Regions from separate parts of the Homo sapiens genome. Here all the other regions are linked to region 3. A link is a loop called in an ENCODE intact Hi-C map of the cell type or tissue named here. Cell type or tissue: heart left ventricle. All regions are shown on one strand. Links, peaks and the distances in the headings refer to the core of each region. The heading gives the core; the rest is flanking DNA. Region 1 overlaps ZNF845 (zinc finger protein 845). Region 2 overlaps ZNF665 (zinc finger protein 665). Region 3 overlaps ZNF160 (zinc finger protein 160).

Region 1 (10,303 bases), core at 883-5,882, 280 kb before region 3:
CTTTCCGCAGTGCATTGTGTCCCTGGTTAACAGAGAATGGAGAATGGCGATAACTTTTACCGGGCATACTGCCTGCAAACATATTGTTAACAAGGCACACCCTGCACAGCCCTAAATCCATTAAACCTTGATTCAATACAGCACATGTTTCTGTGAGCACAGGGTTGGGGCTAAAGTTACAGATTAACAGCATCGCAAAGCAGAACAATTTTTCTTAATACAGATCAAAATGGAGTTTCTTATGTCTTCCTTTTCTACATAGACACAGTAACAGTCTGATCTCTCTTTCTTTTCCCCACATTTCCCCCTTTTCTTTTTGACAAAACCACCATCGTCGTCATCACCCATTCTCAATGGTCGCTGTCTCTTCGGAGCTGCTGGGTACACCTGCAGACTAACAACAGACAGAACAGGAACACAAGGATTAATATGAAATTTACAATAGTGGAACTTGCGATGGTTTTAACCCAAGTGACCGGGTTAAGATTTGCGAGGCCATCAGCAGCTTTCGCGATTGCCTCAGTTCCTGGCACCAAATTTAAATGGGTTTTTGATGCCTCAAAAATTTTTCTTTTAATTTTGAAATGTCTAAAGTAAGATCATCTTCTCTTCCTTGTAGATGGCATCTAACCATGTCCCAATGATGCTCAGACTCATTATAGGCTTAGGATGTAATACAAAAATGTGACATATTCCAGTCACAGTGTAACCAGAAATGATGTTTCAAGCTCGTGAGCCTATCTCCCATCCAAACAACATTGTGTCTAAGGTCATTAATTTGATTTGCCAATTTTTGATCAATACCAGATTATGAATTCCACAATCTTGTAGAATTCTTTTGCCAATAATTAAAAAAGTTTACTGTCTGAGCAGAAGAGTACAATGAAACTCCTGCCACAGAGGCCGTAGCTGTGACTGCAATTAGTCCCATAATCACTGCAATTAAAGAATATTTTGGATCTATTTAAAATGGCTTTGAATACTTCAGTCAAAATATGGACGGATGGCGAGGCCTCCCACGGTCAGTCCATGGACACAGGGACCCACACGCCTTCTCTTGCTCTCACTAGCAGAATATGGTGCTGCCAATTAAAAGTCGAATCAATGCAAGTAAACAATCTGCAGTTTTCACAGGTTATAGTTTGGGAGTCTGGTTTAATAACTATATTTCCTACAACTAGCATATAAGGGGGCTTTATACAACTTTGCAAAGGAACTGTTAGACTGGAATTTAGGTCGATAGTATAAAATGGCTTGCGATCTCTTCTTTATATAGCTTGATTTCCAGATCAAATTCTAATGCAATATGAGGCCACAGTAAGCATCCATAATTGTGGATGTTCAGGACCAGAAACAAGACTTATTATTTTTAGTCTTGGAGTAGAGATTCCTTTTTCTCCCCATTCCAAAGGGTAGAAAGACTGTAATTTTTTGTGCTTATGTTTGTCTAAACTTTCTGTTAAGTCACTGTTAACAGCTGGACTCACTTGTGCACTGGGACATGACTGAGTTTGTCCTGTGCAATTGTGGTAGAATTGACCTCGACATGTCCAATCTATAATAGTTCCGAATTCATTGTTTTGTAATATCTCCGCACTATCGGCCACACATTCTTCCCAAACTAAAACTTCTGTGCCTTTTGATTCTTTGGGAATTACCTTGGGGCAAGGCTTTTGTTTAGGCCTAAATTGTAATGATCATTGATAAGAAAAGTCCTGTAAATAATTTACCTGTGGCCTGAGAGACATTCCACTTACCGTGTGATAAGTGAATCTACTGGTGGTACCGACAGTAGGTACTTCTACCAACCAATTTTGGATTGCAGGCATTAAACATGCTGGTGCTCTCCCTAGGCAAATAGGAGGATAACGATACCCAGTGGAAATATTTATCATCATTCCTTCTTCCTCAGGTTTGGCAGGGCAACGATCATCTGTGGGGCCAGGTACCCATGCACTATTATTAACATATACTTCAATAGGATTATCCATCCATGTGACTGCCCGAATTAAGGGCGGGAAAGGCACATAGGCCCAGTAGGTATAATTAGCTGCAGCTGCCCCTGCAGGCAAGGGGAGACTTACCACCGTTGATACAATCATCAAAGCTGCAAGCAGCGTGTTCTCTGGAGTTTGTGTCACCTTTGTGTTCTCTAGGCTTTTTTTTGGTAACTGTGTCAGCTTCTTTAATTGTGCCCAAGTCGGCGGCTCTGCTTTCTTGGTGGATGGCAACTTCATCTGTTCTTCTGACATCACCATTTTGTTCACCTTGTGAATCGATGGTGTTTGATTGTGGTGTTTCCATCTCCGTGGAGGTGCTTTTCTTTGCATCTCTGATGGGTTCATTGTAGAACTTTAAATGTCTAGTGGGTATCTAAACAGGAAGCTGATTTTCTCCTGGTGAAACACAAGCAAAACCTCTCCCCCAAGTTACCACCTTCCCTATTTCTCATGTCTTATTGTTGTTGTCTTTTTATCAAATCAGTTTTCCTTCATGTGGGCTGTTCTTTTGACCAGTAAGATGTTCTGCAGAGGTAGTAGTCTGATTTCTATACATGTTTAAAACATTTAAAGTATAGAATGCTAGATTAAGTTGCATCTGAGGAGTGGTACACTCCTTACTGTCTCCCCCTTCTCTTTAACTAATTGAGTTTTGAGTGTTCTATTAGTTTTTTTTAACTATGGCCTGTCCTTGAGAATTATAGGGAATTCCTGTTGTGTGTGTAATTTTCCACTGATTTAAGAATTTTTGGAAAGCTTTACTACAATATCCTGGTCCATTGTCAGTTTTGATTTTTTCTGGAACTCCCATGACAGCAAAACAAGACAATAAATGTTTTTTCACATGGGAAGTACTTTCTCCTGTCTGGCAAGTTGCCCACATGAAATGTGAATAAGTATCAACTGTTACACGGACACATCATAATCTTCCAAATGAAGGTACATGTGTGACATCCATTTGCCATAATGCATTAGGACACAGACCTCTGGGATTAACTCCTGCCTCTTGAGTGGGCAGGTGTAGGACTTGACACTGGGTACCATGTTGTAGAATATTTTTTGCCTGTTTCCATGTGACATCTGTGGGCGGCAAGCCACCCAGGCGCTGAGGCAAGAGAGCAAGGACACGAGCTGTTCCAGTATAATAAAATATAAAACAAGAATAGTTATACCAGATCTAGATCATAGACATGATTATATATGAATATCATTAATCATTAGTTTGTAGCAATTACTCTTTATTCCAATATTATAATAATCCTCGCTCTATAATCATAACCTAGGAAAAGCCAGGCCATACAGAGATAGGAGCTGAGGGGACACAGTGAGAAGTGACCAGAAGACAAGAGTGCGAGCCTTCTGTTATGCCCGGACAGGGCCACCAGAGGGCTCCTTGGTCTAGTGGTGACGCCAGCGTCTGGGAAGACGCCCGTTGCCAGGCGGACCGTGGTCTAGCGGTAGCATAAGTGTCAAGGGAAAACACCCGCTACTTAGCAGACTGGGGAAGGGAGTCTCCCTTTCCCCGGGGGAGTTTAGAGAAGACTCTGCTCCTCCACCTCTTGTGGAGGGCCTGACATCAGTCAGGCTCGCCCGCAGTTATCCGGAGGCCTAACCGTCTCCCTGTGATGCTGTGCTTCGGTGGTCATGCTCCTAGTCCGCCTTCATGTTCCATCCTGTACACCTGGCTCTGCCTTCTAGAAAGCAGTAGTAAATTAGTGAAAGTACTAAAAGTCTCTGATATGCAAAAATAATGGTGTAAGCTGTCTTTCTCTTTGTCTCCTCTCTCTCTCTGCCTCGGCTGCCAGGCAGGGAAGGGCCCCCTGTCCAGTGGACACGTGACCCACGTGACCTTACCTATCACTGGAGATGACTTACACGCTTTACCCTGCCCCTTTTGCTTTGTATCCAATAAATAACAGCGCAGCCCGACATTTGGGGCCACTACCGGTCTCCGTGCATTGGTGGTAGTGGTCCCCCGGGCCCAGCTGCCTTTTCTTTTATCTCTTTGTCTTGTGTCTTTATTTCTACACTCTCTCATCTCTGCACATGGGGAGAGACCCACCGACCCTATGGGGCTGGACCCTACAACATGAAATTTGTTTTTTAATCCTGCTGCATTTACATGAGTGAAAGCATGAAGTTCTTGTGCTTTTATGAATGCAGATGGTACCAGTAAGTCAGCTTGTTCATTTGCTTTAGTTAAAGGCCCTGGTAAATTAGTGTGTCCTCGAATATGAGTAACATAAAATGGGAAATTTCTTTTTTTTTTACAGTTTGTTGTAATAAATTGAACTGCTGGTTTAACTGATCATCTATGCTATATTTAATTAGAGCTGTCTCAACATCCTTTGTAGCCTGCACTACATATGCAGAATCTGATACAATATTAATAGGTTGATCAAAGTCTTGTAACACTGTAATGACTGCAACCAACTCTGCTCTTTGAGCCAATTGATATTGAGTTTTGATGACTCGCTCTTTTGGCCCTGTGTAAGCTGCTTTTCTATTGCTGGAACCATCAGTAAACACTGTCAGAGCATTTTCTAAAGGTTTATGTCTGGTAATTTTAGGTAGAATCCAAGTAGTCAATTTTAAAAACTGGAAGATTTTTGTTTTCGGGTAATGATTATCAATAATTCCCACAAAATTAGTAAGACCAATCTGCCATGCACCAGAATTGATAAAGGCTTGTCTAACCTGTTCCTTGTTTAAAGGAACAACTATTTTGTCTGGGTCATTTCCACACAATTTTACTATTCATAACCTTTTCTGACCAATTAATGTAGCTATTTGATCCACGTACAATGTAAAAGTCTTAATTGTACTGTGAGGAAGGAATGACCACTCCACAAGATCAGTATTTTGAACAATGATGCCTGTTGGAGAATGTGCAGTAGCAAAAATCAAAAGTTGGAGTGAGACTAAGGGATCTATTTATTTGTGCTGACTGAATTTTTTCTTCCACTAATTTAATTTCTTTTGTTGCCTCTGGGGTTAATATCCTTTTACTCAGTGGGGAGCTTCTAAGACTCATTGTCCAGGAGAAGGAATGTCACAAGGTAATGTCATCAGTTAAGGCAGGAACCGGTTATTTTCACTTTTTTGTGGATCTTCAGTTGCTTCAGGCCATCTGGATGTACACGTGCAGGTCACAGGGGATACGATGGCTTAGCTTGGGCTCAGAGGCCTGACAAGGAGTTCAAGACCAGCCTGGCCAAGATGGTGAAACCCTGTCTATACCAAAAACTACAAAAATTATCCAGGCACGGTGGCAGGTGCCTGTAGTCCTGGCTACTCAGGAGGCTGAGGCAGGAGAATTGCTTGAACCTGGGCTGCAGAGGTCATGGTGAGCCAAGATTGCGCCACCGCACTCTAGCCTGGGCGACAGAGTGAGACTCTGTCTCTGCAAAAAAAACCCCAAAAGGAAGCGACCTGCAGACCCTCACAGGGAAGTCTCAATATGCTCTATTTGGAGAAAAGGGGGTGGGAATTTCCAGGTCTCTGGGGACCCCACGTCCCAAGTATAGCAGAGCCAGGGGCCTGCGAAGGGCCGACTTAACTAGAGACAGAGCCAAACTCAGGCGCTGCAGTGTGACCTTCACTGAGGTGATCCGCTGCCGTGTCTGTGCGAATCTGCGCAGGACAGGAGCCAGGCCTGGGAGGAACCCTGATAAGGTGGGCGGGGCCCGGGCGAGGAAGGGCGGGGCGCGAAGGGCAAGGGGCGTGGCACGGAAGTGGATAAGTGGCCCGCGGGGTAGGGATCCCCGGGGCGGGGCGGGGCTGGGCTGGGCAGGGCGGGGCCTACAATTTGCTCCGCCTCGCTCTGCAGCCTGTGTTTTCCAGGTTTTGGAGGCGAGACCCGCCCGGGATGCTGAAGCATAATTCAAAAGCCCTGGAATTGCCTGAAACGGGGATGCAAACTAGAATGTAAAATGCAAATCTCTGCCTGGGTGGAAAGAGCAATTTTATGCTGAAGGCCCACAGAACAGAGTAGAAATCCTCTCCCTATTCCTCATTCACTCGGGAGGGAGAGTCCACCCTGTGCTCAGCTCCGGAGACTTCCCTAGGGCCACCGCCTGGGATGCGGGACAGAGTACGCAGGCCAGGGATGAGTGAGGTTCTTAATGATCTACTAAACAAGGGGTGAATTATTCATGCTTCCCCTCTTCAGACCTTATAGCGTAGCTTTCTGACGTTGCCATGGCATTTTTAAACTGTCATGGAGCTGGTGGGGGTGTAGCAGTGAGGACGACCACAGGTCACTCTCCTAGCCATTTTGATTTTGGTAGGTTTAGGCTGAGGTAGGATAATTGCTTGAACCTGGGAAGCAGAAATTGCAGTGAGCTGAGATAGCATCATTTCACTTCAGCCTGGGCAACAAGAGAAACTCCATCTCAAAAAAAAAAAAAAGAAGAGGCTGGAGGCAGTGGCTCATGCCTGTAATCCCAGCACTTTGGGAGGTCAAGGTAGACGGATCACTTTCTTCAGGTCTGGAGTTGGAGACCAAGCTGACCAACATGGCAAAATCCCATCTCTTCTAGAGATACAGAAATTAGTTGGGCGTGGTGGCACATGCCTGTAATACCAGCTACTCCGGAGGCTGAGGCAGGAGATTCACTTGAACCCGGGAGGTGGAGGTTGCAGTGAGCTGACATTAGGCCACCACACTCCAGCCTGTGATGCAGAGGGGTACCCCATCTCAAAAAAAAAAAAAAAGTAGGATTATTTAAAGGTCCAACAGCTTTAAATTGGAATTACTTGATTTTTTTTTCTTTTTTTTTGAGAAGTAGTTTCACTCTTGTTGCCCAGGCTGGAGTGCAGTGGTGCAACCTCCACTCACTGCAACCTCCTTTGTATCTCAGAGATGGGGTTTTACCACGTTGGTCATGCTGGTCTCGAACTCCTGACCTCAGGTGATCCACCTGCCTCACTGTCCCAAAGTGCGTGAGGCACCGCACCCAGCTTCATTTTGAATTACTTAATTTACTACTGAGATAGATGTACTATCTTTTTTGTTGTTGGCATTTCAAAGACAGAACTCCCAAGTCCTTTAGAAAAACACCCCTGGATCACCACTAAGATGAAAACAAGTTTTATTGTTTCTAAAAAATACCACTTCTGAAGACAGAGAAAATACATTTACAAATTTTCTTTTTTTTTTTTTTTTTTTTTTGAGACAGAGTCTCGCTGTCACCCAGGCTGGAGTGCAGTGGTGCGATCTCGGCTCACTGCAGGTTCCGCCCCCCTGGGTTCACGCCATTCTCCTGCCTCAACCTCCCGAGTAGCTGGGACTACAGGTGCCTGCCACCTCGCCCAGCTAATTTTTTGTATTTTTAGTAGAGACGGGGTTTCACCGTGTTAGCCAGGATGGTCTCGATCTCCTGACCTCGTGATCCGCCCACCTTAGCCTCCCAAAGTGCTGGGATTACAGGCGTGAGCCACCACGCCCGGCCTCATTTACAAATTTTCTAAATAAACGTCCTGAGAAAAGAGACAAAAGGAAGGGAAATCTTTTCCTTTATTCTCAAAGGAGGAATTATGCCTCTCATTTATTTGCTTGTTTGAGACAGGGTCTAGCTCTGTCACCCAGGCTGGAGTGCAGTGGTGAGATCAGGGCTCACTTCAGCCTCAAAATCCCTGCTTCAACTGATCCTCCCACTTCAGTGCCCAGAGTAGCTGGGACCACAGCAGTGCACCACCACACCTGGCTGACTTTTTTTACTTTTAGCAGAGAAGAGGTCCCCTATGTCGCCCAGGCTGGTCTTGAATCCCTAGGCTCACGTCACCCACCTGCCTGGGCCTCTAAAACCGCTGGGATTACAGGCCTGAGCCACTGCGTCTGGTCTCATCGTAAATTTGATGTTTCTTCTTGTTTTAACAGAATTTGTATTGCTGTGATAGAGGTTCTTTTCAAACTGATGTCTTATCCTTCTGAGTGCCTCAAACTAGAGCCTGTTCAGACGTTATAACAAGTTTATACTGGTTTATTTTGGTACAAAAAGTGTGAAATTTATGCACAAATTTTTCATAATATGTATTTTTCCATGAACTTCTTGAAGACCCTTATACTAGCAAACTGTATTCAAGAGGATATAAAAAGGGATTGTAAACATCCAAGTGCTACCTATTCATGGGATGCAAGGATGGTTCAACATACTCAAATCAATGGGATACACACTTGCACAGAATGACAGATAAAAAACACATTATCTCAATAGATAGAGAAAAAGCATTTCACAGAACTCAATATTCATTCTTCGTAAAAATCCTAAACAATATAGGTAGAGTTTTACCTCAAAAATATAAAAATCATCCATGAAATGACCACAGCTGAAATAACCAATGAAGGAAAATGGAATGGTTTTCCTGTAGGATATCACATGATGCAAGAATGCTCTCACCCCTGATATTCAATAAATACTGGCTGTCCTAGGCAGAGCAATTAAATAGCAAAAGAAATAAAACTCATCCAAATCAGAAAGACAGAAGTAAAATTACATTTGTTGGGGCCGGGCTCATGGCTCACACCCATAATCCCAGCAATTTGCAAGTCCGAAGTGGGCGGATAATGAGGTTAGGCGATCTAACATATTCTTTCAAGTTCTCTTCAAGGTACTCACCATGTTGGCCCACCATCTGGGCCAACATGGTGAAACCCCGTCTTTACTAAAATAAAAAAAATAAATAAATTAGCTAGGTGTGGTGACATGCGCCTGTAGTCCCAGCTACTCAGGAGGCTGAGACAGAATTGCTTGGACGTGGGAGACAGAGGTTGCAGTGAGCAAAGATCATTCCACGGCACTCTAGCCTGGCGACAGAGAGAGACATTGTCTCAAAAAAAAAAATTATTTCCTTGTAGATGATACGACATTCTATATAGAAAATCACTGGCTGGGTGCGGTGGCTCACACCTGTAATCCCAGAACTTTGGGATGCTGATGGGGGCGGATCACCTGAAGTCAGGAGTTCAAGAAAAACCTGGTCAACATGGTGAAACCCCGTCTCTACTAAAAATACAAAAAAATTATACGGACATGGTGGCAGGCACCTGTAATCTCAGTTAGTAGGCAGGAGAATCACTTAAACCCGAAAGGCAGAGGCTGCAGTGAGCCAAGATCGTGCCATTGTACTCCAGTCCAAGTGACAAGAGTGAGACTCCTTCTCAAAAAAAAAGAAAAGAGCCTGGGTAACAGAGTGAGACTGTCTCAAAAAAAAAAGAAAGAAAATCACAAAGAATCAACCAAGATTTTACTGATACTAATAAACCCACTCAATGTATTTGCAGAATACAAAATCAGCACCCAAAATTAGTTGAATTTCCTTACATTAACAATAAATAATGTTTAAAGAAACTTATGAACACACTTCAATTTGCTATGAAACTTAATACTTACAAATAAACTGAATTAAGGAGGTGAGAAGCTTGTACCTTGAAATCTACATTGATCAAAAAAACTAAATAGACATACAACCCATATTGATGGATTGGAAGTCTTAATATTGTTGAATGATTATACAAACAAATGTGATTTAGATTCAACAGATACCCATAAAAACCCGTAACAGTTTTTATTAAAGAAACAAAATACAGGGTGGGAAAAGTGACTCATGTCTGTTGGCCAGTCTGGTCTCAAACTCCTGACCTCAAGTGATCTATTGGTCTTGGCCTCCCAAAGTGCTGGGATTACAGGCGTGAGCCACCCCGCCTGGCCCAATCTTCTTAACATAAACACTTTAATGTCAATTAATGCTTGAACTCAATGTTAAGTCAATTCAAACTCAAGTCAATGCTGAATTGACTCTAATGCCAATTAATGCTTGATGGTTTGCTATACTCATTGCATTTGGAACAATCATCTCAAAAATGAATTTTCTGATGTTCCTTAAGGGGTGATCTCAGACTGAAGACCTTGCCACACTGATGACATTTGTAAGATTTCTGTCCAGTATGGATTCTCTGATGTCTAATTAGGTGTGAACGTGAAGTAAAGGCTTTGCTGCAATCATCATACTTGTGAAGTTTGTCTCCTGTATGAAGTCTCCTGTTTTGCATAAGATGAAGCTAGACTGAAGACCTTGCCACAATCATGACATTTGTAAGGTTTCTCTCCAGCATGAGTTCACCGATGAACTGCAAGGTATGAACAATGTCTGAAAAATTTGCCACATTTATTACACTTTCAAAATCTCTCATTATGGATTCTCCAATGATTTGAAACGGTTGTAGTGTTACTGAAGACTTTGTGATAATCATTACATTAGTAAAGTTTCCCTATACCATGGATTGCCTGATGGTGAATAAG
Region 2 (8,696 bases), core at 431-5,430, 110 kb before region 3:
CAACCACCCCGTCTGGGAAGTGAGGAGCGTCTCCGCCCAGCAGCCACCCCGTCCGGGAGGGAGGTGGGGGGGGTCAGCCCCCCGCCCGGCCAGCCGCCCCGTCCGGGAGGTGAGGGGCTCCTCTGCCCGGCCGCCCCTACTGGGAAGTGAGGAGCCCCTCTGCCTGGCCAGCCGCCCCATCCGGGAGGGAGGCGGGGGGGGGGGTCGGCCAGCCGCCCCGTCCGGGAGGGAGGTGGGGGGGTCAGCCCCCCGCCCGGCCAGCCGCCCCGTCCGGGAGGTGAGGGGCTCCTCTGCCCGGCCGCCCCTACTGGGAAGTGAGGAGCCCCTCTGCCCGGCCAGACGCCCCGTCCAGGAGGGAGGTGGGGGGGTCAGCCCCCCGCCCGGCCAGCCGCCCAGTCCGGGAGGGAGGTGGGGGGTCAGCCCCCCGCCCGGCCAGCCGCCCCGTCTGGGAGGGAGTTGGGGGGATCAGCCCCCCGCCTGGCCAGCCGCCCCATCCGGGAGGTGAGGGGCGCCTCTGCCCGGCCGCCCCTACTGGGAAGTGAGGAGCCCCTCTGCCCGGCCAGCCGCCCCGCCCGGGAGGGAGGTGGGGGGGGTCAGCCCCCCGCCTGGCCAGCCGCCCCGTCCGGGAGGGGGGAGGGGGGGTCAGCCCCCTGCCCGGCCAGCCGCCCCGTCCGGGAGGGAGGTGGGGGGGGTCAGCCCCCCGCCTGGCCAGCCGCCCCGTCCGGGAGGGAGGTGGGGGGATCAGCCCCCCGCCTGGCCAGTCGCCCCGTCCGGGAGGTGAGGGGCGCCTCTGCCCGGCCGCCCCTACTGGAAAGTGAGGAGCCCCTCTGCCCGGCCAGCCGCCCCGTCCGGGAGGGAGGCGGGGGGGGGGGGGTCGGCCAGCCGCCCTGTCCGGGAGGGAGGTGGGGGGGGTCAGCCCCCCGCCTGGCCAGCCGCCCCGTCCGGGAGGGAGGTGGGGGGATCAGCCCCCCGCCTGGCCAGTCGCCCCGTCCGGGAGGTGAGGGGCGCCTCTGCCCGGCCGCCCCTACTGGGAAGTGAGGACCCCTCTGCCCGGCCAGCCGCCCCGTCCGGGAGGGAGGTGGGGGGGACAGCCCCCCCGCCCAGCCAGCCGCCCTATCCAGGAGGTGAGGGGCGCCTCTGCCCGGCCGTCCCTACTGGGAAGTGAGGAGCCCCTCTGCCTGGCCAGCCGCCCCGTCCGGGAGGGTGGTGGGGGGGTCAGCCCCCCGCCCGGCCAGCCGCCCCATCCGGGAGGTGAGGGGCGCTTCTGCCCGGCCGCCCCTACTGGGAAGTGAGGAGCCCCTCTGCCCGGCCACGACCCCGTCTGGGAGGTGTGCCCAGCGGCTCATTGGGGATGGGCCATGATGACAATGGCGGTTTTGTGGAATAGAAAGGCGGGAAGGGTGGGGAAAAAATTGAGAAATCGGATGGTTGCCGGGTCTCTGTGGATAGAAGTAGACATGGGAGACTTTTCATTTTGTTCTGTACTAAGAAAAATTCTTCTGCCTTGGGATCCTGTTGATCTGTGACCTTATCCCCAACCCTGTGCTCTCTGAAACATGTGCTGTGTCCACTCAGGGTTAAATGGATTAAGGGCGGTGCAAGATGTGCTTTGTTAAACAGATGCTTGAAGGCAGCATGCTCCTTAAGAGTCATCACCACTCCCTAATCTCAAGTACCCAGGGACACAAACACTGCGGAAGGCCGCAGGGACCTCTGCCTAGGAAAACCAGAGACCTTTGTTCACTTGTTTATCTGCTGACCTTCCCTCCACTATTGTCCTATGACCCTGCCAAATCCCCCTCTGCGAGAAACACCCAAGAATGATCAATAAAAAAAAAATAAATTAATTAAAAAAAAAAAAAAAAAAAAAAAAAAAACCCTTAACTACTTTTCCTTCTGTAGTAAGTTCCCCTCTTCTATGCTCTATTTAAGAGAATAGTACACAAAAACTTCTTTGTGTTCCTTTTTTTTCTTTTCTCACTTTCTCTTCTGTTTTCCTGGCTTTAAGGACATACCATTAACCTTTTTAAACTGTTTGTTTTCAAGTTTTTGATACCTCGCTGATCACGTCACGCTTTCCTCTTCTGGTGTCTCTTGATTTTTCTGTTCCCTAAATGTGGACTATGCACGGCTTACTCCCTGAGCTTCTTGGTTCCTGTCCACACCCAATGTGGGTGGCAAGCCACCCAGGTGCTGAGGCAAGAGACCAAGGACACGAGCTGTTTCAGTATAATAAAATATAAAACAAGAATAGTTATACCAGATATAGATCTTAGTTATGATTATATATGAATATCATTAATCATTTGTTTGTAGCAGTTACCCTTTATCCCAATATTATAATAATCCTCCCTCTGTAATCATAGCCTAGGAAAAGCCAGGCCATACAGAGATAGGAGCTGAGGGGACACAGTGAGAAGTGACCAGAAGACAAGAGTGCGAACCCTCTGTCATGCCCGGACAGGGCCACCGGAGGGCTCCTTGGTCTAGCGGTGACGCCAGCGTCTGGGAAGACGTCCGTTGCCAAGCGGACCGTGGTCTAGCGGTAGCGTAAGTGGCAAGGAACAACACCCGCTACTTAGCAGACTGGGGAAGGGAGTCTCCCTTTCCCCGGGGGAGTTTAGAGAAGACTCTGCTCCTCCACCTCTTGTGGAGGGCCTGACATCAGTCAGGCTCGCCCGCAGTTATCCGGAGGCCTAACCGTCTCCCTGTGATGCTGTGCTTCGGTGGTCACGCTCCTAGTCCGCCTTCATGTTCCATCCTGTACACCTGGCTCTGCCTTTAGATAGCAGTAGCAAATTAGGGAAAGTACAAAAAGTCTCTGATAAGCAGAAATAATAGTGTAAGCTGTTTCTCTCTTTCTCCTCTCTCTCTCTGCCTCGGCTGCCAGGCAGGGAAGGGCCCTCTGTCCAGTGGACACGTGACCCACGTGACCTTACCTATCATTGGAGATGGCTCACACTCCTTATCCTGCCCCTTTGTCTTGTATCCAATAAATATCAGCGCGGCCTGGCATTCGGGGCCACTACCGGTCTCCACGTCTTGGTGGTAGTGGTCCCCCGGGCCCAGCTGCCTTTTCTTTTATCTCTTTGTCTTGTGTCTTTATTTCTAAGCTCTCTCGTCTCCACACACGAGGAGAAAACCCACCAATCCTGTGGGGCCGGACCCTACAACCCATGCCCTTCCTTATCATCTCATCTCACAGCTTTAAACCCACCTACACGGCTCCCTGTTCCCTGCAGACTTCTCCCTTGAACACTGGAATCCTTTGTCCAGTTGTCTCCTCAACACTCTGCTGGGAGGTGGAACAGGCATCTCCACCTTCGTATGTCCAAAAGGGTCATCCTGAATTCCCCCAAAGGTGTTCCCCAGCAGACCCAGGGTGGATGGGGGCCACCCTGTACTTCTTGGGGCTTAGCTGAACATGTCAGCATGTATTTAAAATAGAGAAGATATGACATTATTTGCGAGTTAAAAATAAGATAAGTGGATTAAAGAAATCCAGTGTTTTAAAAATTATTTATTATTTCTTCTAGTCTTTTTTTTTGAGACAGGGTCTCGCTCTGTCGCCCATGCTGGACTGCAGTGGTGTGATCTTGGCTCACTGCAACCTCCACCTCCTGTCCTCAAGCCATCCTCCTACCTCAGCCTCCCAAGTAGCTGGGACTACAGGCACGTACCAACACACCTGACTAAATTTTGTACCTTTTTTACAGATGGGGTTTTGCCATGTTGCCCAGGCTGGTCTCAAACTCCTGAGCTCAAGCAGTCCACCCACCTCTGCCTCCCAAAGTGCTGAGATTACAGGCAAGAGCCACTGCGCCCAGCTTAAACATTCTTTGGAGGTGTGGGAGAAAAACTGTTTGAAGACCTCAGCCCTCCCTGACCTGCTCCCCCAGGACCTCTCTGACCTCGTCTCCTGCCTGTGCCTCCTTGCTCCCTCTGCTCCAGCCACTCAGGCCCCTTTCCTTTTCCGGGGTCCCCAAGTTGCTCCTGCCTCAGGGCCTTCACATGGGTGGTCCCTCTGCCTAGGACTCTGGCCCCTCAGGTGCAGGTGCAAACACCCTTCCTAACCCAGGTCTTTGTTCTGATATCACTTCCTCAGTGGGGACTTCCGTGACCCTCTCCCTGACCCCCGCTTCAGCATTCCATCCCCACCCCCACCCTCACCTCTTGTCTGTATTGGCTGTTCTGCGTGTTTCTCTGTGCTGCTTCACCTTCCACTGTCTGGATCCTGATGACAAGGCCCCCAGGGAAAGTACAGCCAGAAGGTGGGGGGGCTGTGCTGGGCTCGGCCCCTCTCAGTGGAGCTCAAGAATGCTGAGGCATTTTGCAAATACATCTCTTACGCCCCCTTAGCAGAGATTTTCATTCAGATAAGTTGCAGCCCAGCTTCAGTGACATTTAAGATTTGTTCTGTTCTGTTATTCTGTATCTACTATTGAGCACCAGGGCACTGCTGATCATTTCTGAAGGCTGAGATCAGCCTATGACTCACAGAGGGGAGAGGGACTGTGCTCAGCATGGGGTTTGGTCAGGGCTGGGTCTGTGCCCCGAACAGAAGCTCATTCCAGCCCAGCTCCCCACTGCTGCAGCCTGTGTGGGGGCTTCTCCAGGAGGGGAGTGGGTTCTAAAGAAAGAGGTCAGAAACTCACTTGTTTTTCCTGTAGGAGTTTCTCATCCCTGCATCTTTTCTGGTGCAGTGGGCAGCAGAGGACCATCTTCCCTGTGTATAAGGTCTTCCCTGTGTATAAGGTTATGGCCCAGGGAGGGGGTGTGTTGATTCTAACCAACAAACAGCGTATTTTTGACATTCAGGATTGAATTCTAAAGTCTCTTTCATGTTACCCAAGGTAGAACCCTGGAAGAAGAGGAAGAGGAAGGCAAAGGAGTCAGGGATGGCTCTTCCTCAGGTGAGATGATATTCTCGGTGGATTGTTCTGTCTCCTTCCTTTCAGAAACCTTGGACCTTGGAGTTGGGAATCTTCTCTGAGTCTGAAGCATCCTGCCTGACAGGTTTGCTCGCACTCACTCGTGCCTTCCCTCAGTCCCTCTCATCTCACTTAGATTCCATCTCTGGTGACCCAGTGACATGAACTTGGGAAGAGGCTGCACGGGGCATGGACCTGGGAAGGGCTCACACCCCGACATGGATGGAGACGGGGTGAGGGTCCCGTGGTGTCAGTGCTGTTGGGCAACAGGGATTGTTCAGGACATATTTGAATATATTGACAGCTCTGTGTAAACTGTGATAAGAGAAGCTGGTTATGAAGTCAGATGTTAGTGTGTACAAGCACCCACGAAATGCTGTAAAATGAGACGACTGTGGGGAAAGCTTTGTCACCTCATTTATATTTGCATTTGATGCCGAACAAGTGAGTCACTGTGTTTCTGACTCCAAACTCCTTTTTTTTGTTGTTTTTGTTGAGACAGAGTCTCGCTCTGTCGCCTAGGCTGGAGTGCAGTGACGCGATCTCAGCTCACTGCAACCTCCGCCTCCTGGGCTCAAGTGATTCTCTGGCCATGGCCCCCTGCGTAGCTGGGACTACAGGCATGCATCACCATGCCCGGCTATTTTTTTTTGTATTTTTAATAGAGATGGTGTTTCACCGTGTTGCCCAGGCCGGTCTCCAATTCGTGAGCTCAAGCGATCCACCCGCCTCGGCCTCCCAAAGTGCTGGGATTACAGGCGTGAACTACCGCGCCCGGCCTTCATTACTTATATTCAACCAAGAGAGAAACTTATCCCTCAGGCAGCGCCCTGAAAAGACAGAATATTGGATGAATGTTTTCATACTTTTCCTCTCCCAGGAGAAATGGGAAATTGGTGTTTTTCTTGCAGTGACACTGCATCATGCCAGGGTAAGGCCTCTGGGAGCAGATGTCCTGTATTTTCCTACTAGACTTCTGTTAAGAGTTCCAACCTCTTAAATGACCACTGGGTTTCTCACAAAGCAATTGGTTCATATATTGCTACTACATTTGTGTCTCCGTGGTGGAGGTAGTGTTTGGGAGTTCTAGTCCTCTATTTTATTGACATCATCACTTTAGTACAGTCTTATAATTTCTTTAAATAGGTCTGGAAACGTATTTTAATAGGTAGCATTGTATAATTCCTAATGTACTCGTGAGATGCATTGTGTGTTTGTGTCTAATGAGAGCTGCTAAAGAAAGAATGAAGATTGTTTTCACAGTATTGTTATTAGTTCTTAAACTTCAATGCATTCTTCTCCTGGGTTGTGAGTATGTCATCTGTTAGTTTTAACAGATCCAGCTCCTACTTTACCTTTTTCTTGGTCTCAGCTCAGGCATGCTCTGAAGTGGGCTTTAGCTGGAGCCTTGGTGAGCCCCCATTTTCTCCTTTTTTTTTTTTTCTGATACAAGGTCCGGCCCTGTCGCCCAGTCTGGAGTGCAGTGGTGCAATCTCGGCTCACTGCAACCTCCACCTCCTGGGCTCAAGCCAGCCTCCCATCTCAGCCTCTCAAGTAGCTGGGACTACACGTGCATGCCACCACACCCAGCTAATTTTTATATTTTTTGTAAAGATGGGGGTCTCACTATTTTGCCAAGGATCGTCTCGAATTCCTGAGCTCAAGCAATCCACCCGCCTTGGCCTCCCAAGGTGTTAGGATTACAGGCATGAGCCATCATGCCCAGCCCATTTTCTCCATTTTAATTTAGATCAAATGCATCCAGCATTTACTGCTTGATTATGATGTTTGGTGAAATTTTCTTGTTTAATATTAGCTTTTGGGTGTTTTTCAAATTTCCTTTTTGGACTGATTTTTAATTATCCAATAATTTCTTTGAGTAAGTATTGTTGCAATATGTACTTCTGAAATCTATTCATGTATGATATTAAAAAATGTCCTAATCTTAGGATTTCATGAGTAAAATAAACTAAAACCTCCATTGGGCTTTTGTTAATGCCTAAATATCTAAATTTAACTGGAAAAAAATGGTATCTGTACTTTTAATATTTGTATTTAATACCAATTGGAGTACAAGTTCTTACATATTTTTGTTTTAGCGTTTTTACAGCTTAATTTACAAAAATGTTTGTAAACTAAATCAAGTACAATTCATGCATTTCAGTTGTCCCAGACTTTCTGAAAAGCACATGAGCAAAAAAGACAACTAAAGATGTCATAAAAAAAAATACATCATTGAGACACATCTCCTTATTTCACTTAATTTAACTGGTATATGTGATGTGCACACATGAATATGTAGATGCATACACCCATGGTTTTATAAAAGACATACCATCATTTAAATAAATTGTATGTGTTTTATCATTTGAAATCATATTTTAAATATTTTCTGTGGCCTTAAATTTGTTCTCCACTGTCTTTTTTTTTTTTGAGATGGAGTTTCACTCTTTTGCCCAGGCTGGAGTGAAGGGGCGCAATCTCGGCTCACTGCAACCTCTGCTTCCTAGGTTCAAGCAATTCTCCTGCCTCAGCCTCCCGAGTAGCTGGGATTACAGGTGTCTGCCATCACACCTGGCTAATTTTTGTATTTTTAGTAGAGACGGGGTTTTACCATGTTAGCCAGGCTGGTCTCGAACTCCTGACCTCAGGTGATCCATCTAACTCGGCCTCCCAAAGTGCTGAGATTACAGGTGTGAGCCACCACACCCAGCCTGTTCTCTATTATCTATTAATGAACTAATAGGATAGTAATATATGGACATAAATGCGTTTGTGTATATAATGACCTTTGGTGAAATTCCATATTGTTAGCCTTGAACTTGTTTCAGTTTTTCTCAGTTAGGTGACCTCATGTTAATTTACTTTTGGTGCTGTTTAGGAAAAACAACTCAAAAACCATGTTTTCCTCTGCTCTCACACCAACACCACAATCCACACAGAAGACTTCTGTGGCCAAATGCGAGGGGTTTCTCCCCACCAACAAACAGCAAGCAACCAACTGGCTGTCCTCCAGTTCAGTTCCAACACTGTCTGCATGAAGATAGTGTCAGATCTCACAGATTGATGGCTCAGTTCCCAGTTGCATGTCCAGGCCTCTGAAACTTCTGACCGACCAACTTCAAGTTGAAGTTCCCATGAACCCTTCTTTGGGTTGGATTTATTTGCTGGAGCAACTCTTAGAGGTCAGAGAAACACTCAGTTTTACTGGTTGATTATAAATACTATTACAGAAGATACCAGTGAAGAGATGCATAAGGTGAGGTATGGGGAAAGGGGCGCAGAGCTTCCCTGCCCTCCCTGGGTATGCCGTCCTCCAGGAACCTCCACATGTCAGCCCTCTGGAAGCTCCCTGAACCCACTGCACTCCAGCCTGGGTGACAAAGCAAAACTCCATCTCAAAAAAAAAAACAAAAAAAAGAAATAAATTTACATATTTATACAAAACTCATAAACTCATAGCCACTTTTTTTTTTTTTTTTTTTTTTGAGACGGAATCTCGCTCTGTGTCACCCAGGCTGGAGTGCAGTGGTGCGATCTCGGCTCACTGCAAGCCCCGCCTCCCAGGTTCATGCCATTCTCCTGCCTCAGCCTCCCGACCAGCTGGGACTACAGGCGTCCGCCACCACGCCTGGCTAATTTATTTTTGTATTTTTAGTAGAGACGGGGTTTCACCGTGTTAGCCAGGATGGTCTCGATCTCCTGACCTCGTGATCCACCCGCCTCGGCCTCCCAAAGTGCTGGGATTACAGGCATGAGCCACTG
Region 3 (9,109 bases), core at 1,678-6,677:
CTTGTCAATATTTGTTGTTTTTTTTTTACTTTTTAGTAATAGCCATTATGCCTGGTATGAAATGGTGTCTCATTATGGTTTTGATTTGCATTCTCTGATGATCGGGGTGTTGAGCATTTTTTCATACGCTTGTTGGCCAATAGTACGACTTCTTTTGAGAAGTGTCTGTTTATGCTATTTTCCCACTTTTTAGTGGGGTGATTTGTCTTCTTCTTGTTGATTTGCTTATGTTTCTTATAGATTCTGGATATTAGTTATTCGTCAGATGCGTAGTTTGCAAGTATTTTCTCCCATTCTGTAGATTGTTTACTCTGTTGATAGTTTGTTTTTCTGTGTACAAGCTCTTTAATTAAGTTCCACTTGTCTATTTTTTATTTTGCTGCATTTATTATGAGGTCTTCATAAATTCCTTTTATTTGCTGCATTTATTTTGCTGCATATATTATGAGGTCTTCATAAATTCCTTGCTTAGGCCAAAGTCTTAGAAGAGTATTTCCTAGGTTTGCTTTTAAGATTTTTATAGTTGGAGGTCTTATATTAAGTATTTAATCCATCTCAAGTTAATTTTTTTATATGGTGAGAGATAGGGATCCAGTTTCATTCTTCTGCATATGTTTAGCCAGTTTTCCCAGCACCACTTATTGAATAGGGTATCCTTTCCTCATTGTTTATTTTTGTTGATTTTCTTGAAGATCAGTTGGTTGGAGGTGTGGGCCTTTATTTTAGGGGTCTCTGTTCTATTCCATTGGTATATGTGTCTGTTTTTATACCAGTACCATGCTGTTTTGTTTACTGTAGCCTTGCAATATGGTTTGAAGTCAGGTAATGTGATGCATCCAGCTTTATTCCTTTTGCTTAGGATTGTCTTGGCTCTTTGAGCTCTTTTTTGCTTTCATATACATTTTAGAAGTTTTTTCTAATTCTGTGAAAAGTGATGTTGGTCATTTAATAGGAATACTGTTGAATCTATAGATTGCTTTGGGCAGTTTGGACATTTCATTGATATTGATTCTTTCAACCCATGAGCATGAAATGCTTTTCCATTTGTTCGTGTTGTCTGATTTCTTTCACTGGTATTTTGTAGTTCTCCTCATAGAGATAGTTCACAACCTTGGTTAGACATACTCCTAGTCATTTTTTGGGGGGTGTGGCTATTTTTAATAGGATTGCATTCTTGATGATGTGTTTCTCAGCTTGAACATTATTGGCGTTTAAGAGTACTGCTGACTGGGCCGGGCACAGTGGCTCACGCCTGTAATCCCAGCACTTTGGGAGGCCAAGGCAGGCGGATCACCTGAGGTCGGGAGTTCAAGACCAGCCTGACCAACATGGAGAAACCCAGTCTCTATTAAAAATACAAAATTAGCCGGGCGTGGTGGTGCATGCCTGTAATCCCAGCTACTTAGGAAGGCTGAGGCAGGAGAATTGCTTGAACCGGGGAGGCAGAGGTTGTGGTGAGCCAAGATCGCACTCCAGCCTGGGCAACAAGAGCGAAACTCCATCTCAAAAAAAAAAAAAAAAGTACTGCTGATTTTTGTACCTTGATTTTAAATCCTGAGACTTTGCTGAAGTCATTTATCAGGTCTAGGAGTCTTTTAGTGGAATCTTTAGGGTTTTTTAGATACAGAATCATATCCTTCTCAGAGAGATAATTTGACTTCCTCCTTTTCCTTTTCGTTTGTTGTTTTTGTTGTCGTTGCTAAAAAATAGAGACAGAGTCTCACTATGTTGCCCATGTTGGTCTCGAACTCCTGGACTCAAACTACCCTCTCACCTTGGCCTCCCACAGTGATGTGATTACAGGTGCAAACTACTGCATGCAGCCCTCTTTCTGTTTGAATGCCTTCTGTTTCTCTCGCCTGATTGCTCTGGCTAGGACTTGTCACAGGCATACTGTTTTACTCTTGGTAGCATCTGTTGATGCACAAAAGTTTTTCGGTTGGATGCAGTCCCTTTTTTTTTTTTTTTGCTGCTATTGTGTTTCCTTTTGGTGTCATAGCCAAGAAATCTTTGCCAAATCTAATATTCTGAAGTTTCCTTGATTTGTTGAGCCTATTTTTTTTTTTTTTTTTTTTTTTTAGATGGAGTTTTGCTCTTGTTGCTCAGGCTGGAGCGCAGTGCAGTGGCACAGTCTCACTGCAACCTCCGCCTCTCGGGTTCAAGAGATTCTCCTGCCTCAGCCATCCAAGTAGCCGGGATTACAGGCATGTGCAACCATGCCTGGCTAAATTTTTGTATTTAGTAGAGACGGGGTTTCTCCATGTTGGTCAGGCTGGTCTTGAACTCCTGACCTCAGGTGATCCACCTGCCTTGGCCTCCCAAAGTGCTGAGATTACAGGCGTGAGCCACCGTGCCCGAATTGTTGAGCATTTTTATCATGAACTATGTTGAATTTTGTCAAATAACTTTTTTTTGCACCGATTGAGATGAGCATGTGGTTTTGGTCCTTCACCATGTCAGTGTGGTGTATTACATTGACTTTCTTCTGTTGAACCACTCTTGTCTTCCCAGTGTGTAGTCCACTTGGTCATGGACTATAATCCTGTTAATGTCTTTACAATTTGGTTTCCTAGTATTTTGTTGAGGGCTTTTGCATCAGTGTTTATCACGAATAATATCTTACACTTTTGTTTCCTTGTCATATATTTGCTTGGGTGGTGTCAGACTAAGGGTGGTATCATACAATTGTTTTTTGTTGTTTCCTCTTCTTCACTTATTTGGAATTGTTTGAGAATTGTTAATTCTTCATTCAACATTGAGTAGAATTGTACAGTGCTTATGAGTTATGCATGTGTTCCTGGTCTTTGTTCTAGGATTTTTTTTTTTTTTGATTGCTGCTCCAGTTGCCTTACTACTTATGAGAGTATACAGATTTTTTCTTTCTCACTCAGACACAGTAGGTTAAGTTCTCTTATACTCCTTCTTCTTACTTTGACATTGGAGTTGACCACATGATGGTGTTCCACACTTCCCTTAGGCTATGTTCATTTGTTCATTTTTCTTTTCTTTTCTTTTCTTTTTTGACATGCAGTCTCACTCTGTCACCCAAAGCTGGAGTGCAGTGGTGTGATCTTGGCTCACTGCAACCTCTGCCTCCTGAGTTCAGCTGATTCTTCTGCCTCAGCCTCCTGAGTAGCTGGGATTACAGGCACACATCACCATGCCTGGCTATCTTCATCATTCTTCTATTTCATTTTCTCCTTTTATTTATTTTTTTTAGAGATGGGGTCTCACTTTGTAGCACAGGCTGGAATATGGTGGCATGATCATAGCTTACTGTACCTTCAACCTCCTAGGCTCAAATGATCCTCCTACCTCAGCCTCCTGAGTAGCTGGGACTACAGGCTCATGCCACTACACCCAGCTAATTTTGTGTATTTTTTTTTTCCCCTGAGGTGGCAACTCTTGTTTCCCAGGCTGGAGTGCAGTGGTGCGATCTCAGCTCATTGCAACCTCCATCTCCTGGGTCCAAGCGATTCTTCTGCCTCAGCCTCCCGAGTAGTTGGGATTACAGGTGCCCACCACCATGCCCAGCTAAGTTTTTGTATTTTTGTAGAGATGAGGTTTCATCATGTTGGCCAGGCTGGTCTCGAACTTCTGACCTCGTGATCCGCCCGCCTTAGCCTCCCAAAGTGCTGGGATTACAGGCGTGAGCCATCACGCCTGGCTCTAGTGTGTTTTTTAATTCAGTTATGTTTTTCAGCTCTAGAATTTCTGTTTCTTCTTCATAATTTTTATCTCTTTGTTGATAATCTCATATTTATTGTTTTTCTGATTTTCTGAAGTTGTTTATGAGTACTGTCTTAATACACTGAGCAACTTTAGGAGTCTTATTGTTATTTCTTTGATAATGTATATATATATATATCTGCTTCTTTAGTATTACTTTGTGGTGATTTAATATGTTGCTGCATATGGTCCATGTTTCTTTTTTTCTTTTGCTTTTTTTTTTTTTTTTTTGAGATGGAGTCTCACTCTGTCACCCAGGCTGGAGTGCAGTGGTGGGATCCCAGCTCACTGCAACCTCCACCTCCCGGGTTCAAGCGATTCTCTGTCTCAGCCTCCTGAGTAGCTGGGATTGCAGGCATCCGCCACCACGCCCGGCTAATTTTTGTATTTTTTGTAGAAACGGGATTTCACCATTTTGGCCAGGCTGGTCTCGAACTCCTGACCTCGTGATCCACCCGCCTCGGCTCCCAAAGTGCTGGGATTACAGGTGTGAGCCACCGTGCCTGGCTTCTTTTGATATCTCGTTATCTCCTGTTGGGACCACAGCATTTCACTAATCAGCCACTTGTAGTTTTTGATTCTGGCTTCCTTCAGGGAAGACATGCTACAGTCATCCTGACTAGAGGCTCTGGAGATCCCTCAAGCCTTTTCTAAGGATGCGTCCTCCGTGGACTTTTTGATTGTAGCTTAACTAAAGAGCTTGTGCCAGTTTGTATGCAGGAATGCCTCTGTTGTCTGCCGGCTGTTCCGCAGCCTCGCTGGTGTCCTAGTAAGCTGGGGGCTGCACCGCCACCTAATGTCTGCGTACGTTACTACAAGCTCTGGTTTATGACGGATGGCTTTGTTCTCAGTAGCTTCCTTACCTGGGGTCCTGTTACTTCAGTGTTTATATTCAGGCAAGACAGAAACTTGTCCCTTAGCAGTGCCCTGAAAAGTCAGAACGTTATGAGCCTTGTGTTGTGTTACAGGAAAAAAGAGAAAAAAAAAGTCAGAATGTTAGATGGATATTCCCATACTTTCTCTCCCCAGGAGAAAATGGAAGTGTGGTTTTCTCACAGTGATACTACATCATGGCAGGATAGGGCCTCAGGTGAGCAGGTGTTTCAAAAGAGTTCTGACCTCTGATGTGGTTGCCAGATTTCCCACAAAGACAATTTGGTCCATGTAGTGTTATTAAATCTGTGTCTCCATGGGTAGTGCTTGGGACTTCCTACTCCTCTGTCTTATAGACAGCATCACTTCAGTACAGTTTTCTTTTTTTGAGATGGAGTCTCACTCTGTCACCCAGGCTGGAGTGCAGTGGCGTGATCTCGGCTCACCGCAACTTCTACCTCCTGGGTTTAAGTGATTCTCCTGCCTTAGCCTCCCGAGTAGCTTGGATTACAGGCGCCTGCCACCACGCCTGGCTAATTTTTGTATTTTTAGTAGAGACAGGTTTCACCATGTTGGCCAGGCTGGTCTTGAACTCCTGACCTCAAGTAATCCACCCGCCTCGGCCTTTCAAAGTGCTGGATTACAGGCATGAGCCGCCACGCCCGGCCGCATTATCATTTCTTAAGATACCAGTTGTGCTTATTTAGTTCATGTAGTTATTGAATATCACTCAGTATGTCAAACATAATGTCTAACACTTCCATAGAGATAACCTTGTTTTCTGTTTTTTATTTGTATACTTATTGCCCATAAAACTGAGAAATCGACACTGATATAGAGGATATCACAACCTCTTAGGTAAAAGAATAATAAGACAGAATTAGGGAGACATAACTTGCTCAAAAGTCCTTAATGCGTAGGAAAATATGGGAAAAACAGACTCAGTTTCTCCTGCTTTGCTTCCATAATACAAATACTTCTGTGATTTTGGATGTATTGGGTTTTCCTCTACACATCAAATAAACAATTCTGCAACAGACACCAAATGGGTGTTCTCATATTTGATTCCATTCTGACACTGTCTATCTGGATATAGGGTCAGCTCCCATAGGCTGAGGGCTCAATCCCACAACAGCGCACACACATTAATGCCAGTCACAAACACAAGTTGTGGCCTGTGCTTCTCAATGACCAGCTGTGAATTGTGAATTCTGATGACCCCCTCCTTGAAATTGATTAGTTTGCTTGAGTGGCTCACATAACACAGGGAAACACTTATATTTACCCATTTATTATAGAAGATGCTACAAAGCACACAGATGAACATCTAGATGGAAGTGATCTATTAGTTGAGATATGGGAAAGGAGTGAGGAGCTGGGATGTATTCTCTCATGTATTCTGTCTTTTTTGAGTTTTCATGGAGGCCCCATTATGGAGGCCTTGCTTCCATTATTGGCATTGGTGATCAACTGAACTTTCATTCCCTCTGTCCTCCCGAGAGGACAGAGGCTTAGTCTAACCGAGCCTCAGCCTTTCCAGTGACCACCCACCGAGCCTTAGTTCCGGTGACCGCCCTCCATCCTGAAGCTACCTAGGTGCTCCAGACACCAATTATCCCATTAATGTACAAAAAGATACTTATCACTCCACTGATTTCAAGTGAGCTCTTATGTCAGGAGAGGGGGATGAAGACCAAATCTGTATGTCACATTGTCACAATCTGGATCTGTCAGCTCACCCACTTCAATTTAACCTATTCTCACATTTTTCTCCTCTTCTCCTTTTATGTGAAATTTTGAACTCTCCCCTTAGCCACTTGGTGAAATGTGTTTTTCATTTTAGGTACGGTTGACATTTAGGGATGTGGCCATAGAATTCTCTCAGGAGGAGTGGAAATGCCTGGACCCTGCTCAGAGGATCTTATACAGGGACGTGATGTTGGAGAACTACTGGAACCTTGTTTCTCTGGGTGAGGATGACTTTCTTCCAGAAGTCAAGATCTGTTCTTGTCTATTGTTGCATTTTCCCTTACGAGTCCCTGGAGAGCCCCTGCATTGCTTGACTGAGATTGAAGTCCTGTTGACTCTGAAATGGAAAGCTTAATCATGGGAAACCTGGACTTTAATCTTCCCCTTTCTCAGATGTTCTGCCTCCTTTGTACTTCATCATTTGAGGTTTCAGAGCTTTTGTATGCATAATACATTGTGTTAGACTTTTGAAATGTCAGATTTCCTGTTTTCTACCTCTCTGCTTTGGATTAAGTTGTTGGTGGAATAGAGCCTTCTATCAGCATGTACCATGTTTCCTGGGTATTCAGAAGGAGGCATTCAGTGGATGATTTTTTTTTTTTTTTTTTGAGGCGGAGTCTCGCTCTGTCGCCCGGGCTGGAGTGCAGTGGCGTGATCTAGGCTCCCTGCAAGCTCTGCCTCCCAGGTTCATGCCATTCTCCTGCCTTAGCCTCCCGAGTAGCTGGGACCACAGGCGCCCGCCACCACACCTGGATAATTTTTTTTTATGTTTTTAGTAGAGACAGGGTTTCACCATGTTAGCCATCATGATCTCCATCTCCTGACCTTGTGATCCACCCACCTCAGCTTCCCAAAATGCTGGGATTACAGGCATGAGCCACCGCGCCTGGCCCAGTGGATGAATTTTTGAAGTTTTCTTAGATCCACATATAATGTCCTCTCATGTAAACATAGGGCTGGGATTCTGGAAAAGCCCCGGCACATTGTGATCCTTTCTTTTTATAAACAGGACTGTGTCATTTTGATATGAATATTATCTCCATGTTGGAGGAAGGGAAAGAGCCCTGGACTGTGAAGAGCTGTGTGAAAATAGCAAGAAAACCAAGAACGCCGGAATGTGTCAAAGGCGTGGTCACAGGTAAGAGCTCAGATGGGCAGAGAGAAGGCCACTCATTAACTAGAGTGTGGGAGGGGGCACAGTAGCTCACGCCTGTAATCTCAACACTTAGGGAGGCCAAGGTGGGCAGATCACTTGAGGTCAGGAGTTCGAGACCAGCCTGACCAACATTGTGAAACCCTATCTCTACTAAAAATACAAAAAAAAATTAGCCGGGCATGGTGGCGTGTGCCTGTAGTCCCAGCTACTCAGGAGGCTGAGGCAAGAGAATTGCTTGAACCCGGGAGGTGGAGGTTGCAGTGAGCCAAGATCATGCCACTGCACTCCAGCCTGGGTGGACAGAACAAAACTCCGTCTCAAAATAAATAAATAAATAAAGTGGGAAACTCTCTGCAGATGAGAGAGTTCTTTGGGAAAATAAGTTGCCTTAGAGATAGAGGCAAAGTCTTTATCATGATGGACAACACCCTGTCATTTGAACTCTATGGTTCCTTCTGAAGAAACTGCTTTCTTTCTTGGTCTCTCCCTCTGTATTTAATTCCATATGGTGCTCAGTTCTTAGTCCATATGGGTCAGAGGGGAAGCCTCCATAGTCCTTAGTCCTGACGTCTAGACCTGTTTATGTTCCACCCCATTTCCTGTGCGTGGAAGACCTGCTCAGGAGATGGAAACATTGGCTGCTGCTCCTTGGCATCTGCTGCCCCAAACCTCATGGAAGAGTCTCCAGCCGTCTCCGCCTGTCGAGGTCCCTCGGCCATTTCTTCCATTCTGCTTTTGCCACTTTCATGGGGGTGTGTGATAAGCGAGTGGGTTCTATCTTCTAAGATTGTTCTCAGCATAACCGTAAAGACACCTAACAAAATCCTTCTGTCATTGATCCTCAGTCTTACATGGGGTGCGTATTCTGTTTTTCCAGGCTTCAGCACAGAAATACAAGTACTGCATGTTGTCACTTACATTTGGAATCTAAACCAATAAAACTAATAGCAGCAAAGAGTAGAATGTGGGTTACCACAGGTTGGGGACTGGAGGGAATAGGGAGATGTTGGTCACTGGGTGAAAACATTAGGAGTAAATGATAGGTTTTTGAGATGACTTATATGGTAATAGGCTTGTTTCCATCAGTCCATATTGTATACCTATAACAGAATATCAGTTTGTTTCCTGTAAATATATATAACTATAATTTGTCAATATAGAATTTTTTTAAAAATCATATTCCAGTTCTTATTGTGTTGGTTCTAAATAAAAATGCTTCTTTCTCTTAAGACAAAACTGTTTATTATTCCACGGACAATAATTTTTTTTTTAAATGAAGTTTCGCTCTTGTTGCCCAGGCTGGAGTGCAATGGTGCGATCTCGGCTCACCGCAACTTCTGCCTCCTGGGTTCGAGAGATTCTCCTGTCTCAGCCTCCCGAGTAGCTGGGATTACAGGCATGCGCCACCATGCCTGGTTAATTGTGTATTTTTAGTAGAGATCGGGTTTCTCCATGTTGGTCAGGCTGGTCTCGAACTCTCGACTTCAGGTGATCCACCTGCTGCAGCCTCCCAAAGTGCTGGGATTACAGACATGAGCCACTGCACCTGGCCAATAATTTTTTTTTTAAGTTTCCACACATGGCCTTAAACAAGAACATTTT

Evidence for each region. A loop is a pair of places that touch in the nucleus more often than their neighbours do. Peaks named below come from ENCODE experiments on the same cell type or tissue, not always from the same donor. Only the 100,000 strongest peaks of a DNase experiment are listed, where the experiment ranks them.
Region 1: it touches region 3 in a loop (2.3-fold over the local background); 2 of 110 quality-filtered maps call a loop at or near these places.
Region 2: it touches region 3 in a loop (4-fold over the local background); 34 of 110 quality-filtered maps call a loop at or near these places.

The regions. Positions count from the first base shown.
Region 1 is chr19:53,353,798-53,364,100 of GRCh38, reverse strand. ZNF845 (zinc finger protein 845) reads right to left here. Exons shown (of 4, transcript NM_138374.3): 4 at 7,195-10,303. It also overlaps the pseudogene LOC107987264. Among named protein-coding and RNA genes, the nearest start is that of ZNF525, 6.8 kb to the left of the region's middle. In heart left ventricle, for the core only: a CTCF peak has its summit at 3,324; a DNase peak (open chromatin) is centred at 5,692.
Region 2 is chr19:53,179,101-53,187,796 of GRCh38, reverse strand. It overlaps ZNF665 (zinc finger protein 665), which reads left to right. Exons shown (of 4, transcript NM_024733.5): 2 at 4,854-4,913. The coding sequence starts at 4,899. Among named protein-coding and RNA genes, the nearest start is that of ZNF665, 9.9 kb to the left of the region's middle. RefSeq lists an enhancer at 5,083-5,599. In heart left ventricle, for the core only: a CTCF peak has its summit at 2,442 (motif pointing right); no DNase peak of the experiment used is centred there.
Region 3 is chr19:53,072,520-53,081,628 of GRCh38, reverse strand. It overlaps ZNF160 (zinc finger protein 160), which reads left to right. Exons shown (of 6, transcript NM_001322131.2): 4 at 6,446-6,572; 5 at 7,361-7,489. Among named protein-coding and RNA genes, the nearest start is that of ZNF160, 26 kb to the left of the region's middle. In heart left ventricle, for the core only: a CTCF peak has its summit at 4,513 (motif pointing left); a DNase peak (open chromatin) is centred at 4,498; H3K27ac peaks cover 1,522 bases.